Linked DNA regions of Homo sapiens: region 1 is linked to region 2. A link is an interaction called in ENCODE POLR2A ChIA-PET data of the cell type or tissue named here. Cell type or tissue: PC-3. All regions are shown on one strand. Each heading gives the region's core, and the rest is flanking DNA. Links, peaks and the distances in the headings are about the cores only. Region 1 overlaps LNC-LBCS (lncRNA bladder and prostate cancer suppressor, hnRNPK interacting). Region 2 has its middle 81 kb from the start of LNC-LBCS.

The links. ChIA-PET counts read pairs that join two places held together with the same protein. Peaks named below come from ENCODE experiments on the same cell type or tissue, not always from the same donor. Only the 100,000 strongest peaks of a DNase experiment are listed, where the experiment ranks them.
Region 1: POLR2A ChIA-PET joins it to region 2 with 12 read pairs; 6 of 35 experiments call an interaction of 5 or more read pairs at or near these places.

What each region holds. Positions count from the first base shown.
Region 1 is chr6:19,791,302-19,799,960 of GRCh38, forward strand. All of the region lies in intron 2 of LNC-LBCS (lncRNA bladder and prostate cancer suppressor, hnRNPK interacting), which reads right to left. Among named protein-coding and RNA genes, the nearest start is that of LNC-LBCS, 9.1 kb to the right of the region's middle. In PC-3, for the core only: no CTCF peak of the experiment used is centred there; a DNase peak (open chromatin) is centred at 4,100; H3K27ac peaks cover 1,557 bases.
Region 2 is chr6:19,719,102-19,727,760 of GRCh38, forward strand. No RefSeq gene overlaps it. Among named protein-coding and RNA genes, the nearest start is that of LNC-LBCS, 81 kb to the right of the region's middle. RefSeq lists enhancers at 1-3,578, 18-1,217. In PC-3, for the core only: no CTCF peak of the experiment used is centred there; a DNase peak (open chromatin) is centred at 4,670; H3K27ac peaks cover 997 bases.

The DNA of each region.
Region 1 (8,659 bases), core at 496-8,495, 72 kb after region 2:
TAGTGTTTGGAAAGATTTGTCTAGTTTAAAAATAGTTTTAAAGTTGTGAAAAAAATGTTTTAAATAAATAAGAGGCTCTGAGAACCATCTAGCATTTACAACATTGTTAAGAACTGATTGAAGTGTCATTTAAGTAATGCTTCTGAAATTTCCTGCACAAACTAGTGCCTTTATATGTGGACATAAACAGTTTCTCCATTGCAAACAACACGTCTTTGCTTTAAACAAAGATGAATCCTTCAAACGGAGATTAGTATCAGTGTTTCTTCAACACATAGTAAAAATTCATTATGACTTTCTCTATTAATGTATCCTTGCATAATTTATTTTACATTTGGACACAAGAAAATGCTGTAAAAATTTATTTGGAAAAAAATGCAGTTTATTGTAGTCTGAAAAAATTTTCCATATATGCACTGCAGCTCTTCCTAGATACATCAATTAACGGAAGACTTTTAAAAACAGTTTTAACTAAAAAAAATAAAGAACATTAATAATATTTTGGGTTTTTTTCTTCCTCAAACTCAATACAGCCATATTCTTTGATTGGTACATTTTTGTATTTGTTACCACTCGGTATACCTAGGAATCTAAAATGCTGGCATTCTGAAACATAACCATTAGGATAGTTGTTACATATTTAATTTCATGCTCCACTCAGCATAAAGCAGTTGTGGGACTACAGACCAAAGCAAATTAAGTGGCTTCTTAGATAATTTCCTGCTTAATTGAAAGCAGGTAGCTTTTTAAAAGTAATAGTTGGTTTTGTTTCAAATGATTGTAAAGTTATTTTTTTTGAATACATGGTTATAGAATAACTTTCTACTTAATCCAAACACAATGAGTTGGGAGTCTCCCACTGAGTCTAAGGGACAAGAAAGTGACCTAGTTCTGGTAGCAAATAAATGGGGGTAGGAGTGGATGTGGGACATGGGGCAAGGCAGGGGAAGAATGGCATGGTGTTTGGGTTGGAACACACACAGACATGCACATGCATATGTATGTACAGTTACACCAGTTACACAAGTTCAGGTTGAATATCCCTTATCTGAAATACTTGGGACTAGAGGTTTTTCAAATTTTTTTGGATTTTGGAATATTTGCATATACATAATGAGATTATCTTGTGATGCTCCCCAAGCCTAAGCACTAAATTCATTTATGCTTCACATATACCTTATACACATAGCCTAAAGGTAATTTTATATAATATTTTAAATAATTTTGTGCATGAAACAGAGTTTTGACAGCAACTCACTACATGAGGTCAGGTGTGGAATGTTCCACTTGTGGTGTCATGTCAGAGCGCAAAAAATTTCAAATTTTGGAGCATTTCAGATTTTTGATTTTTGAATTATGGATGCTGTGTGTGTGTGTGTGTGCACACGTGTACACATATATATTTATCATTAACATATACAATAGATTGGGTTTCATTTCTGTCTGCTCTACTCTTACCATTGGTCTAATGTTAACAAGTGGTCTATTATGAGATTGATTGCCCTGGTTCATACCTTCCAGACAGGTTTTCCTTATTACAGTGTAAAAACAAACTATCTGATATGATGGTCTATCATCACATAGAAATAAGAGTATCAGCTGTGATGCTCTATCTTGCTTTTGGAGATACAGTCCAAGGAGCATGAATGTGAGCACACTAATAAAGAGACATGAAAAGAATTCGGTTAACATAAATGCCTATATATTGGGGGGACAATAGAATTCTCTTTTGTCAGGAGTCAGTATTCAGAGTTTTTCGTTTTTGTTTTGTTTTTGAAATGGAGTTTCGCTCTTGTTGCCAAGGCTGGAGTGCAATGGTGTGACCTCAGCTCACTGCAACCTCTACCTCCCGGGTTCAAATGATTCTCCTGCCTCAGCTCCCAAGTAGCTGGGATTACAGGTACCTGCCATCATGCCTGGCTAATTTTTTGTATTTTTAGTAGAGACGGGGTTTCATCATGTTGGCTGGTCTCGAACTCCCGACCTCAGGTGGTCCACCCACCTCGGCCTCCCAAAGTGCTGGAATTACAGGTGTGACCCACGGCATCCAGCCTCAGAGTTTTTCAAATAAATTAGAAAAAGCTTTTAAGTCACAAAAAAAAAGAGAATGTTTTCTTGTTGCATACATTGAACAGAATAAGAGAGACAGAGACAGACAAATGAAAAGGTATTCTTCAGAACCAAAAATTTTAAAAAACTGCAAGAAAAAAACATATACTGAATTTTTACATTCATCAATTGCCATGGTGATTCATGCAACTGATAACAGTGAGCATCAGCACCCTAGAGCTATGGAGTAAGTGCTAAGAGATGCGCTTTTGGTATTTAATGAAATTCTAACTTGCCTGCAGTTTTTTTTGTTTTGTTTTGTTTTTGTCGCTGCTACTTTGGATCACTGCTGTCAACCAGGCTGCACTTGGAACCACTAGCTATGCAGTTACAGTGCAATGTATTAACAAATCCATTTTTATTTTTCAATACTTAGAACCACCCTGTAGTACTAAATGCTTGGTTTCCCATTTTTGTGGCATTCCCAAGAATATTTTTAACAGTCATTTTTAAAATGTCAAAGGAAGGAAAGAAGAAAGGAAGAGAAGGAGAAGGGAGGGAGGACAGAAGAAGGCAGGGCTTCCAGCAGAGGAGCCATGAGTGAGTCTTGTAGTCATGCTGGAAATAAATGTTCACCAGCTATTTCAGTGTTCCACCCTCATAACAGACTTCGTTTCCCTACCTACTTGAAGTTGGGCATGGTAATGCATGTGTTTTGGTCCTTGGAAAATCTCAATTGACGTTTATCAATTCCACCAGGCAGAAGCCTTTCTGGATGTATCTTGCTTCCCCCCCCCCCCTTCCTTGTGCCACAGCCACCAACTCTCTTAAGACAGTAGAGGTCCATCGGCCTCACTCAAACCTGGAAGGAGAAAACATTTAGCCAACCCATCATGGATATGTAGCAGGAGCAAGACATAGATCTTTGTTTCTATGAGCAACTAAGATTTCACTGCAACATAACCTAACCCTAATTAATATAGCAGGTGATGGGAGAGAAATAGGAATTCAACTTGTAGCAGCAATTGTCATAAAATTGAAAAGAGAAAACAAGGTGAAAAGAAAAAGATGGCATAAGAGAATATGAAGTTCTAGAATGAAGATGAAACTGAAAATTCAAATACTGGCAATAACTGGTCAAGAAACAAAGAACAATGCTAACAGAATTCTATCAGTTACCCCATAAAGCATAGAGAAAACAGTCCTGGGGAATATTAGTTTTGAGACTCAGGAGAATATTTTATGTCTCCTTTGACCTATTTTAGCATTCTTCCAACATGACTTCCCTTAATGCTCAATAGAATTTTTCAGAAATTCCTGAAGGAAAAATGAGCATAAGTTGGTTGTCGCTTGAGTGTGTTCTATGAAAGACAGGAAGATGGTTGCGTTTCTCACTTTAGGATCTGAATCAATGGTGGTACTGTTCAATGAGATGGAGAACACAGAAGGGAGATGAATTAGGATATGCTGAGATTGAAAAGCCTGTGTGACATCCAAATGGAGACATCCAGTGGTAACTGCAGATTCAATAAATGAGTTCGAATCTGTTAGCTTTTTCTTAAGACCAGCATTATGGAATTGGATAAGATTATCCAAGGTCAGTATATATGAGAAAAAGAGGGCAGAACCTCAAATTACAACAACATTTAAGGAATACGTAAGAAAAAAAAACCCTCAAAAGAAAATTAGAAAGTACAGTCAGAGAAATAGGAAGAACTTTACCTACTAAAATTTCCAGGCCCTAACCTTAACCTCAAACTTTTCTCCCAGTCTTTCACTTCCTGCTCATGGTTTTACTTCCGTGTCTATTCTACTACCATAACCAATCACTTTTACCTATCATTTTGTATTCTCAATAGTCTTTCTTCTTGACTTACACCACTACCCTATCATACCTGGATCATTTTTAAAAATTCACATTTCTATTCTTACAAGGATATCTTCCTTACAACTATTTTTCTAGCTATTCCTGAGCCTAAAGAGTTAAGAGGCTTCCAGAGTAACTCCTCTGACTCAAATACTCAGCCCAATTGTTTGGCTTCCTTAATCACTATTCAGGTAATATATAGAGCATGACCACAGGAAGAAAGAACTAATATTTGAACATATATTATGTGTTAGTCATGCACTGTGGTGGGTCTTTTATATATAACATATTTACTCTTAACAATATCATGAATTTTTATTGACCTTAAGAAAGTTAAGAATTTTGACCAAGATCTCATTGCAATACAGATATTCTGCCTCCAAAAGCCTTGTCCACACCACCAGGCTCAGCTGCCTTCCAAATAATAATGCATTGCTCCTCTCTTCAAAATATTTTCACTGTTTGGGCAAGAGAAAGTCCACATATGCTAAAATTATTTTAAAGCTGTTTCAAATCCAACAGAAGTAGAAACTGATACCCCTTCACAATGAAGGGGAGAGACTATAATCTTTGTGTTAAACAGGCATAGCTAGGTTGTTTTTAACCCGGGCTGTACTTTTTAGAATCATCTACTTTTGAAAGCAATGGGTCTTCAATTTTCAGAAAGATGGAGCAGTGTTCCATCTATTTCAGACATAAGAAGGTTGAAGACAAGGTGAACAGAGGGCGGCAAATCAGCTAGGGAACTTGGGACCCGATGAACAACAGGTGGTGAGTGCTCTGAGTTAATTTTTTGCCTCAAATATCCCAGATTAGGTGCTGGAGAAGACAGAAACCCAGAAATACCAACAAGTATCAACCCAAAAAGCCTCAACAGAAACCTGCCCTCTCTAGAAAAAGGATAAGCAAAATGGCTACCTAGCCAGACAGAAGATGCTTGGACAGTAACAGCCAAACACCACAGAGAAAACTGTGGCCTCACCTCCACCCCCACCAGCAAAAACTGAGTGGGAGGCTCCATTTCCACCTTTGCCAGATACCCCAAAACTCCTATCCAAGTGGTGTCATAGAGGAAAAGCAGAGAGCTAGGAACTTCATCTCCACCAGGCAATAAGGAGTCTTCACCACCACCACCACACTGATGGTGCTCATGGAGACCACATGGAGAGTATGGACTTCCATCCCATCCTGCAGTAATAAAATGCTCCTCCCCACCTCACTGGAGTGGCATCAGAAGAAGTTAGTGGAGAGGTAGAACTTTCACTCCTGCCCAGCAGAAACCAGACCACCCCAACTCAACTCAACAATGTCAGTAGAGGCCAAGCAGTAATGAGTCTTCATGCCCCTCCCAGCCAGGATGATATCAACAGAGGTTTAATGGAGAACTAGAACTTCCACCCTTGCCCAGGAGTTACGAGGAGTCCCTCACACCCAGTTATTAACATTGGCATGGATTTCTATTTCCGCTTGGCAGCAATAAAGCAGCACCACCATAAAAATGTTTTAATGAGTAATTATGAACATGCCCAAAACAAATGGAAAAAAAATTAAAAGTCTCAGCAAGGAAAACAAAGATATAAATAAGAACCAAAAGGAAATTGTGTTAGTGGAAAGACAGCAGAATTAAAAACTCAATGGATGACCTAAACAGCAGAATGAAGGGAACAAAAAAAGGAATCAGTAAACTTGAAGACAACAATAAAAATTACCCAATCTGAAAGCAGAGAGAAAACTGATATTTTAAAAAATGAGCAGGGCCTTTGGGACCAGTAGGATTATAACAAAACATCTAATATAACTTTAAAGACTAGGAAGGAGAGAAGAAAAAGGGTGTGGCTGAAAAGTATTTGAAAAAATAACAACTGAAAACTCCCCAAATTTAGCCAAAGCATAAACTAACAGATTCATAAAACTATCAATGAATGCCAAGAAGGATAAACGCAAAGAAATCACTACTGAAGCACATTATAGTCAAACTTCTGAAAATAAAGACGGAAAAAGTCTTGAAAGTGGCAACAGCAAATAATACCTTATTTATAGGGGAAAAAAATTTAAATGACAGATTTCTCAACAAGAAACATGGGGGCCATAAGGAAGTGGCATAACATTTTTCAAGTACTAAAAGAATTGTCATCTCAAAATTCTATATCCAGCAAAAATATCCTTCAATAATGAAGGAAAAATCAAGACATTTTCAGTTGAAGGACAACTAAGATAGTTTGTCACCAACAGACCTATTTAAAAGAATAACTAAAGACGATGGGCATGGTGGAACACACCTGTAATCCCAGTACTTCTGGAGGCTGAGGTGGAAAGATCGCTTGAAGCCAGAAGTTCAAGACCAGCCTGGGCAACAAAGCAAGACCCCATCTGTACAAAAAATTTAAAAAGCTGGCTAGGGTGGTGGTGCTACGTTGGAGGGTGAAGAGAGGATTGCTTGAGTGCAAGAGTGTGAAGCTGTAGTGAGCTATGATTGCAGGACTGAACTCCAGCCTGGCTGAGAGAGAAAGATCTTGTCAAAAAAAAAAAAAAAAAAAGCGAAAAGAGTTCTCTAAACAGAAAGAAAATGATAATTAAAAACAGAAAACTTGTAACATCAAGAAGAAAGAAAGAAGACAGAAATCATAAAAAAAACCATGGGAAAATATAATAGGTTTTCTTTCTCCTCTTGAGCTTTCTAAGTATTTGACTACTGAGACAAAGATTATAACACTATCTGGTAGGGTTCTAAATGTATGTACAGGAGATACTTAAGACAATTATATTGCATATTTATATTATAAAGTGAAGGGATATGAAGGGAGGGAAGACTTTAACACTTCACTTGAACTGGTACTCCATTAACACCAATAGAGTTAGTAAGCTATAACTATAATACAGTAGCTACAGCAACTATTAAAAATGCTATATATTTGCACTCAAAAACACTATACATAAATCAAAACGGATTTTTAAAAAATGTTTAAGTAGCCCAAAGCAAGAAAGAGTTTAAAAAAAGGAAGACAGAGCAAATATTAAATAAAATAGGAAACAAAAGCATAAACGTATATCAATAATTACATTTAATGTAAATGATCTAAATATAACTATTAATAAAATGAGATCACAGAATGAATTTTAAAAAAAGAGATGACCCAACTATATGCTATCTACAAGAAGCTCACTTCAAATATAATGAAATAGGTTGAAAGTAAAAGTATAAAAAAAAGTCATGAAAGTATTTGAAGAAAGCAGGGATGGCTATATTAAAAGAAAATAGACTTCAAAGCAAAGGACAAGAGACAGAGAGAAATATAATTCACCAAAAAGAATTACATAAGCAATTCTAAGTGAACTGTATTAGCAATTCTAAGTGAGTATGCACCAAATAACAGACTTATAAAATATGTGAAGCAAAAACTGATAGAACTGAAGGGAGAATTAGATATATCCACAATTATAGTTGGGGACTTCAACACTCCTCTCTCAACAACTGATAAAACAATTGGATAGAAAATCAGCAAAGATATAAGAGAACCCAATAACATCGTCAAGCAACAGAAGCTAACTGACACTTCCAGAGCACCCCGCCCAACACTAGCAGCATTCTCTTTAAGCAATCACAGAGCATACACCAAGATAGATCATATCCATAACACAAACTCATGAAATTTAAAAGAATTAAATCATATGGAGTGTATCCTCTGACCATAATGAAATTAAAGTCGAAATCAGTAACAGAAAGATAATAGGAAAATAACCCAACACTTGGAAACTAAATTCCCTATAAAATAATCCATAGCTCAAAGAGGAAGTCTAAGTGGAAATCAAAACATACACTGAACTGAATGAAAATAAAAACACAACATATCAAAATTTGTGGATGCAGCAAAAACACTGCTAAGAGGGAAACTTATAGAACTAAAAGCTTACATTAAAAAGCAAAAAAAATCTCAAATTAAAATCTAAGATTATACCTCAAGAGCATAGAAAAGGAAAAGAAAAACCCAAAGAAAGCAGAGAGAGGGAATAATAAAGAGAAAAGCAAAACTCAGTGAAATTGGAAACAGAAAATCAGTAAAAGATGGTTCTTTGGAAAAAAAAAAAAAATCAATAAAATGCACAAATCCCAATCAAGACTGACAAATTAAAAAGGAGAAAAAAACATAATATTAGGAAAGAAAGCAGGGATATTACTACAGATCCTGCAGATATCAAAGGGATAATGAGTAAATACCACATAAATTAGACAAAATTAGACAATAGATAAAATGACCCCATTCCTCAAAAAGCACACATTATCCCAACTCACACAATATGAAATAGATCATTTAAATAGCACTTTATTGAGAAAACTGAATTCATAATTTTTAAATTACAGAAAAAGAAAACTCCAGGGCCCGCCAGATTGTTTTACCACACTATTCTAACAAATGTTTAAAGAAGAATTAACACCAATTATACATATACTTTCCCCAAAAATAGAAGAGGCATGAACACTTCCCAATTTATTTTAGGAAGCCAATATTATCCTGCTATCCAAACCAACCAAAGATTGCATGAGAGAGAGAGAGACAGGGAGACAGAGATAAACAGAGACAGAGACAGAAACTACAGACTGATATCCTTCGTTAATATAAGTGCAACAATCAACAAAATATTAGCAAATGGCCTTCAGCACTATATCAACACAGAATTATATACCATGAGCTAGCATCCTAGGGATGAAAGACTGATTTAACATTCAAAAATCAATCAATATAT
Region 2 (8,659 bases), core at 215-8,214:
AGTAGCCCTGCTGCATAAACTTCTCCTATGCAACAGCTGATGGAGTTGAGTTTCACTGTGTCCATAGATGTCCAACACCATATTTAGGAATTTCCCAGACTCTCATTCTTCCCCAAATTCCCACCCAAACTGCACCCCTGTGGAACAGAAGTGAAAATTGACTAAGAATGTTATTCAGAATCAAATGGGAAAGTTTCCACAGCTCCAGGTAATAAAAGTAAAAAGACAGGGTGATCTTTGAATTCCTCTGGAGAAAAATTAAAATGTTCTTTATTAGTTGCTATAGTGTCCAAGGAAAGCCTCCTCTCACCCTTTTTTTTTTTTAAATAAGGGCTTCTCCTTCCTACACAGTTCTTTTAATACAAGTGAAAAATTCCAAATTCCTCATTTGTTTAGCTTGAAAATCCCCTGCACATTCCCACAAACTACTTCCTTTTCTCTCTTTTTAGCAAGACTCCCCTCTCTTTAATGAAGAGAAGTTCAGAGGGTTTTTCCCATGAATAGATGGCAGGCACCTGGGAGTTATGAATTTTAAAGTGATCATTTTCTTTCAGCCATGCTGGACAATGGGCATCTCCTTTTGACTCACTTTCACAGCTTTGAGAGGCTCTCAGATCAGCCACATTCCAATCGGACTGGAGTCAGATCAGAGCTGTGCTGGACCGCATCAAGGTCTCGCACAGAAAGACAAGGAGCAGATGGCCGGCACCGAGCCCTCCTCCCCCTTTCAGCGTGCAAAGGCAGGCAATGTGGGAAAGCGTTCGCCCGGCATTGCCTATTGATCCCTGAATAGAACCACCGCATGCCACCAGCCTGTAGGTATGAACCTCTGTTAACAGATGGTGAGATCATTATGAGCAATTAATTCCTTTAATGTATCAGTGGGAACATGTTGGAAAAGATGATGCAAGCACTGAGTGAATAGTGAACTTCTCACTCCTGGGGGAGCACGCAGGATCTACCTTGGGGGGTGCTGGGAATATCTTCCCAGGCTGCATCTATATCCCAGGCTGGAGACAGGAGCTGGGAACTGACTCCACAGAACAGAGGTGTGGTTTTCATTAACTAATTGTGAATCCTTGCCTTTCTTCATGATTAATGCCAGATTTGTCTCTAGGTCATTTTTATGTATACATAAGAATCATCCAAAACACAGAAACAAACAAAAACAATGTTGGTCAGTAAGTCCAAGATGCATGGGGAATTGTTTCACAGAAATCAGCAAAGTATCAGGTCATGGGTCACATTTGCTAAACACAAATATGGTTGTGACAGTTCTAAATTGAAAATAAATGTTGCTTTTGACAAAGATAAAAGAATGATAAAAATATGCACAGCCCAGCATTGGAGTAAGGAAGACAATGTTTGGACGTGTTATAAATTAGTACTTTTAAAAGAGGATTTAAAAAAAAAATGAACCCACATATATAATGAATTGGAGCAAATGACACATGTAGCAAATTATTTCCCCCAGCATAAGCTGGAATAATTTTTAGATCTCAGTAACAATATGAGAATGACTATCAGTGGCCAACTGAAAAAACCTGGTACCCTGTTATTCAGAAATGGCTCTGAGTACTAATCAGTGCAATAACAATGGCGTTTTTACATGTTTCCCGACTTTTTTTTTTTTAATATTTCATAGTGGAGGTGTTTTTCTTTCACAGGAAAAAGAAAAATCTTCTAACACAGTATGGATCATTGGGCAGAAGACAGAAAATACAGAAACAGGAAATACAGGCAACTATTCACTTAATTCATATTTAAATGACACTTTCTGCTTGTAATTAAGACACTCAAGTAGTGTCTCTGTTCATGAAATTTACATAACTGTACAATAGCTTGCCTAAATGAACAGCAAATGGCAGTTAACTTTGAAGTGTATTATCTTAATTGAATAAATCTGGCTTTAATTCAATAAATTAAAAACATAGAAAAAATATCGCAAAGACTTTTAAAAACAGACTTGCCACCCCCCATAAATACAGCATGGTACTGTTTATAGCTGTGTTGGAATGCTCGGACATTTTCCAGTATGATTTTAGAACTCTAAAAGCATTCCGGTACACACTCACTGTTTTTCCATCATTGTTTCCAAAGCAAATCAATGTCACTTTCTGGAAATCATTGATAAGAATATCTGAACACGAAATCAAAACACATAAGCTTGCTTATATGAGATGGTTCCTCATCTGGGCTTCCAATTTCTCCATCTCCATGGGAAATCTGGTCTTTCTCTTTTTCAATTCTGTATCACTGAGTGTCCTATGACATAGAGAAAAGACTAAATAGAGGAAAATCGTTTTCTTGCATAGGAAATACACGTTCCCATCACTTTTCCATTTAAATCAGATTTACATGGATCATAAATCCCTTCAGCATAGGAGAACTGACAGAAGATGCTAAATTCTCCCCTCCCAAAGTTTGTTGCTTTAATCAGCACCATCGTGTTTCAGTGATTATATAGTTAAGGAGAAGAAATCATGCAATATGTTTTTATTTGCATGAAATAAGTTAATTAGGCACCACCTGTGCCTTGTATCAGTCAACTAGGGGAAAAAAAAGGCAGGAGAACACAGGTGTTCTAAGAGCATCATAGTAGATTTTATACATTAACTTAAAAATTCTAAAACCTAAAATCACTTATCAGAATCCAGCAGCGCATATTGCTAAGGAATAACCCATGCACGATTGCGCACGCACACACAGACACACACACACACACACACACACGCACACACACACAGATATAAATAAAAATCGCTGTGAAGAAATTCCTGGTTTCTTGGCTAGCAAGAAAAAAAAGGTCGTAATTCATTCTTTCCTCGTTCTCACAGTGTTCACTATTGTACCATCTGCAATATACAATGTACATGCTCAGCCATAACCCATACGGCTGGAAAAGAAGCATTCACACTGTGAATTACCATTTTTCCCAGCATCTAGCTCTAGTCAAAGACAGCACAATAATAAACTAGAAGCTCCTTTGTCTGTTAAACATTGTTCTTCATTACTACATGAAAAGCAAATTGTCTTTGTATAGAGGAAGAGTGGCACACACGGCCATGGGAGTGGGGGAAGGGATTTGTCTCTCTCACTGACCACCTCACAGCCACGGCGGCCATTCTTCTTTCTCCACTTGCCCACCCAACTATGCCTTGGAAATTACTTCATCTGCAAGCCCATTGGGGATAGATCCCTTGCTCCATTGAGTGAGATGTTGGATTAGAGACTCATGGTATGCTTTTACACTGAATGTCCTGACACTTACATCCACAGATACATATTTTTAAAATCAATTTGGTCTGTCACTTTTTACTTTTTTATGAGAAGTGAAGCTTATCCCAGACATTCTTTTTTTCTGGGCTAAATATACTCAGCAAGTTATTGTGGGTTGTTTGGGCTCCTAAGAGCCAAGTGAAAAGCAAGCGAGGAAGAAAACCAAGAAAATATTTGGAGCAGCAGATATAGATAAAAATGTAAACATATAGCTATAGCACATAGTAATGCTTACTATGAAAGTTAAGAAAATGTATACATTAGACCAGAACTAACTCATCCAATGAAAGGGTCCTTGTAATGGAAATCGGTCACTTATAAGAAATTAATGATGGCCTAAAGGTTTTTTATTCTTTTGGATTTAACAAATTCCAACAAATCTTTCACCCAATGAACTTGCTTACAAAAACTTTACCAAATTAAACTTTACCAAACAAAAACTTTACCAAATTAAAATATCATGACAGATAGACATGAAGGCCAATGGGCAAACTCAAGTCCTTATTTCAAATGTCAAAGAAAATTGCTTCTTTGTGACACCTCGTTTCACTCTCAATGGATCATTGCCATAGTGTGTTGCTGGAAAGGTGTGCCAGGAGATGTAGAAGGGTGCTCTGACAGGCATAAAGTGAGCGGCAAAAGTCAGATCTGTAGAATTAACCGTACTGGATAGGGACTGGCTGAACAAAATAAACCACCTGATTATCAGTCCCAAAGTAGTTCAGTTTGTGTGTTCACTGTTAAAAAGAAGCCGAGATCTCATCAGAGACTAGTAAAAATCACTGGGGAGAGAATGTCCAAAGATAAACTGTGGACATAAAACAGCTGTTTCTATATTGGCGGGTTTTGCAGTAGACTTTGTGATTGCTAGTTTTCCTCCCTTGCATGGGAATAATACTTGGCTCACCGAGTTGTCATTAAGCTTCAAAAACATTATATGTATAAAATAACTCCAATAATTTCCCGTATATAGTAGGTTCACAATAAGTGCCAGTTGCCTTTTCAGATGCAGATTAACATTTGATTTTAATTTAGGAAGAAAAGAACTTAATTGCCAAGTACCATGTTCACATTCGTTCTCTTACAGGAGACATAATTTTTTATTTTTAATGTGCCATACTTGACAACCTGAGAACTTATGATTGTGAAGTAATCATAATGATTCCTCCCAACTTTGAAATGCTGTTATTCTGGAATATTCCCCAATTTCTAAACTTTATATACTCAACCCAGAAAATAAGTCTATTCTCCTAGAGGTCACAACTATAATCTATCTAAAGAGAAGCCTGCTTATGTATTTTTACCATGTGACATGTGACTTAGGGCTAGCTTTGACTTAGGCAGGCCCATTCTATGTAAACATGATGCTGACATCACCAGGAGACAGAGGAAGAATCTCAGTCCATGCCCATGAGAAAGTGGTAAAAATACATGAGTCACATTAGAAACATCTGTCTTCAATCCCAAATTAAGGACTTCCCAGAATAAGGGACAACTTGTGGACCACATGATCTGCTCTCCAACTTGAACTATTTGCTTATTTGTCTTAATTCTATGAATATATAAAAAATAGCTAATGGTTTCCCTTTCTTAATAATACTGCATTTCCTTGAGAGTTTGCATGCTGGTTTCCAAATTGTTACAACAAATATATTTTTTTAATTTTCAGCTCGAATGCCCCTTCTTAATTTAGAATGACAATATTTGTTCCTCAACTCATAAAACAAAGCATTTATTAACAGTCCCTATAATTCTGCTTTTTGTCACTTGCAGGGAAACATGTTGAACTTACTGACTGTAGATCTTCACATTTAAGATTCTCCCTTTTCAATATCTTTTTTCTCTTCTTCTCCATGGGCCCTTCTTCATCGTTTCAAACATACATAGATATCCTCAGTCTAGAGCAGTTGTTCTAACCTGGGGACAATTCTACCTCTAGGGGACATTTAACAATGTCTGGAATCATTTTTGTTGTCAAATTGGGTGGAGGGGTGATACTGGCATCTGGTGGGTAGAGGTCAGAGCTGTTGCAGAATTTCCTACAATGCACAGGGTAGCCCCATTGCCTGTCCCCACAACAAAGAATCATCCAGCTCAAAATATCAATTGTTTCAAAGTGGAGAAGCCCTCATCTAGAGGGGAAAACAAATGTTTTTAAAAACTAGTTGTATATAATTTTTGCATCTAGCTACTCCCTACACATCCTTTATTTCATTGCTAAACTTTTCTCCTTTTTTTGCTTTTTTTTTTTGAGACGGAGTCTCGCTCTGTCACCCAGGCTGGAGTGCAGTGGCGCGATCTCGGCTCACTGCCAGCTCCGCTTCCCAGGTTCACGCCATTCTCCTGCCTCAGCCTCCCAAGTAGCTGGGACTACAGGTGCCTGCCACCACGCCCGGCTAATTTTTTTGTACTTTTAGTAGAGACGGGGTTTCACCATGTTAGCCAGGATGGTCTTGATCTCCTGACCTCATGATCCACCCGCCTCGGCCTCCCAAAGTGCTGGGATTACAGGTGTGAGCCACCACGCCCGGCCTTTTTTTGCTTTTTGGTTTTTTGTTTTTGTTTTTTTGTTGGAGAGATGGAGTTTTGCATTTTTGCTCAGGCTGGTCTCAATCTCCTGAGCTCAAATGATCCATCCACCTCGGCCTCCCAAAGTGCTGGGATTACAGGCGTGAGCCAGTGCACCCAGCCCGTTGCTAAACTTTTCTAAGACATCTCCCCTGCATCCATATTCTATTATGCTCTTAATCTTCTGCAGCTGATTTTCCTTCCAAGCAACTCACTGCAACTGCTCTCTTTAGGGTCACCAACCTCCTTAATTGTCAAATCAAACAATCCAATAAACATTTTTTCCAGCCTTATCTTATTTTGACACCTCTATTGCATTCAAACTGTTGGTCTTTTTCTCCTTCTTATAATACTCTTGTCTCTTTTTCTTTGCCCCTTGACACAATCCTCCTCAAGTCTTCATCCTTGTGATCATAATCATCATCATCATCAATCCATCATCACAACTCCTAACATCACATGCATCACTTCATTCTGTTCTCCATTTAAATCCCCCTATCAGGAGCACTTCTACACTGCTGGTGGGAATGTAAACTAGTACAGCCACTATGGAAAACAGTGTGGAGGTTCCTTAAAGAACTAAAAATAGAACTACCATTTGATCCAGCAATCCCATTACTGGGTATCTACCCAGAGGGAAATAAGTCATTATTTGAGGAAGACACTTGCACATGCATGTTTATAGCAGCACAAGTCACAATTGCAAAATCCTGGAACCAACCCAAATGCCCATCAGTCAATGAGTGGATAAAGAAACTGTGGTGTATATATACAATGCAATACTACACAGCCATAAAAAGGATTGAATTAACAGCATTTGCAGTGACCTGGATGAGATTGGAGACTATTATTATAAGTGAGGTAACCCAGGAATGGAAAACCAAACATCGTATGTTCTCACTGGTATGTGAGAGCTAAGCTATGAGGACACAGAGGCATACGAATGACACAGTGGACTTCGGGGACTTGGGGGGAAAAGTGGGAGGGGGGAGAGATAAAAGACTACGCATATGGTGGGTGCAATGTACACTGCTCAGTTGATGGGTGCACCAAAATCTCACAAATCACCACTGAAGAACTCTAACCAAATTCCACCTGTACCCCAATAACTTATGGAAATATATTTTAAAAAATAACAAAACCATAAAAACATAAATAAGTAAATAAATAAATAAATCCCCCCTATCAGAGAGGTTTCTCCTGGCTACCCTACCCAATGTAACACCATCTGATCTTTCTATGCTCTTGTTTCTCTTCATAGCATTTTTTGCCACCCAATATTATTTTATATGTGAATTTTAATTTTTTCATTGTCTCTTCTCACCCCACTCCCTTTCCTCCAGATTGTAAGCTTTATGATAGAATAGGAACAATATCTATCTTGTTCACTTCCATCTTATTAGTACCTAGTACTCAGTAGCTACACAGGCATATTTGTTGAATGAATAAAAGGATAAGTGAGAAAATGAAGGGAAACGGGGCCTATGAAGTGCTTTCTAGTAGCAGGCACTGTGCTTAGTTAGCACAGTATCCTTCCAGCACTGGTAGTATATGCTTTCTTACAACTCTTTGTCTCCTAAGATGCTGCTCCAAGCTGATACTCCTATTTCGATGACCACTTCTCTGTCTCCTTTGATGCCTCCTCTTCTTCCTCTTACTGCCTGGCTACTTCTAAGATTCCCTCCTTGATGCTATGCCATCCCATTGCTCTGTGCTCTCTTTGACAGCATGTTTTAGTGTCCCGCTTCAGTGGCCCCAATAGCACAAAATTCAGTATGCCACACCTCACATCTGCAGAACCAGCTGTATTATTCATCCTTGTGGCAGACCTACCACGTCTAGGCCAGTGCTGTTGCTGGTGACTGTTTCAACATTTGCAAAGGCCTTGATGCAGGAAGAGGCCTTCATGCAGGAAGAAGCCTTGAACTTTTAGGGAAGTGGTGAAAGTCCAGTGTGGCTGGAATGAGGAGTGAGGGGTGCAACAATGATAAAATATGCTGGTGAAGAAATCTTTACTGGACACCCCTTTTGTGTATACAATTATCTAAGATGTGTGGGCAAAAAATTAAAGATGAACTTGATGCCCCTTCATCAATAAAGTTTGGTGATTTAGTATCACAAGCATACTGTCTAAATGGTGCTCATGTCTGTGTCCCAATCAAACACCTTTATTTCACTGTGTAAAGCTCCCCCCGCCCCGCCCCCCGCTTGCATCCTTTCTGACGTTCCCCTATGGTCGATTTCACTGCTCCTGCTTACTTCACAAAACCAATTATCAGGCATTGTTTATTTTTTAAAATGGTGATCTCTATATAACATTATTCAGAACAAGAAAATATAGTTTTATTTTAAAGTGTTAAGAATCCACATGGAACTTAAATTACATGTAACAGAGGAAAGCACAGTTTTTGGAAGTGGCCATATAACTTTAAAAAGATGGGCCGGGTACAGTGGCTCAAGCCTGGAATCCTTCAGCACTTAGGGAGGCCGAGGCGGGTGGATCACCTGAGGTCAGGAGTTTGAGACCAGCCTGGCCAACATGGTGAAACCCCACCTCTACTATAAAAATACAAAAATTAGCCAGTTGTGGTGGCAGCCACCTGTAATCCCAGATACTCAGGTGGCTGAGCCAGGAGAATCGCTTGAACCCAGGAAATGGAGGTTGCAGTGAGCTGAGATCACACCACATAGCACTCCAGCCTGGCAACAAAGTGAGACTCCGTCTCAAGAAAAAAAAAAAAAAAGATGCCATTAGCTTTTCCCTCTTGTACCCAACTAAGTTTTCTTCTTCAAAGTATTTTTTTTTTCCTTC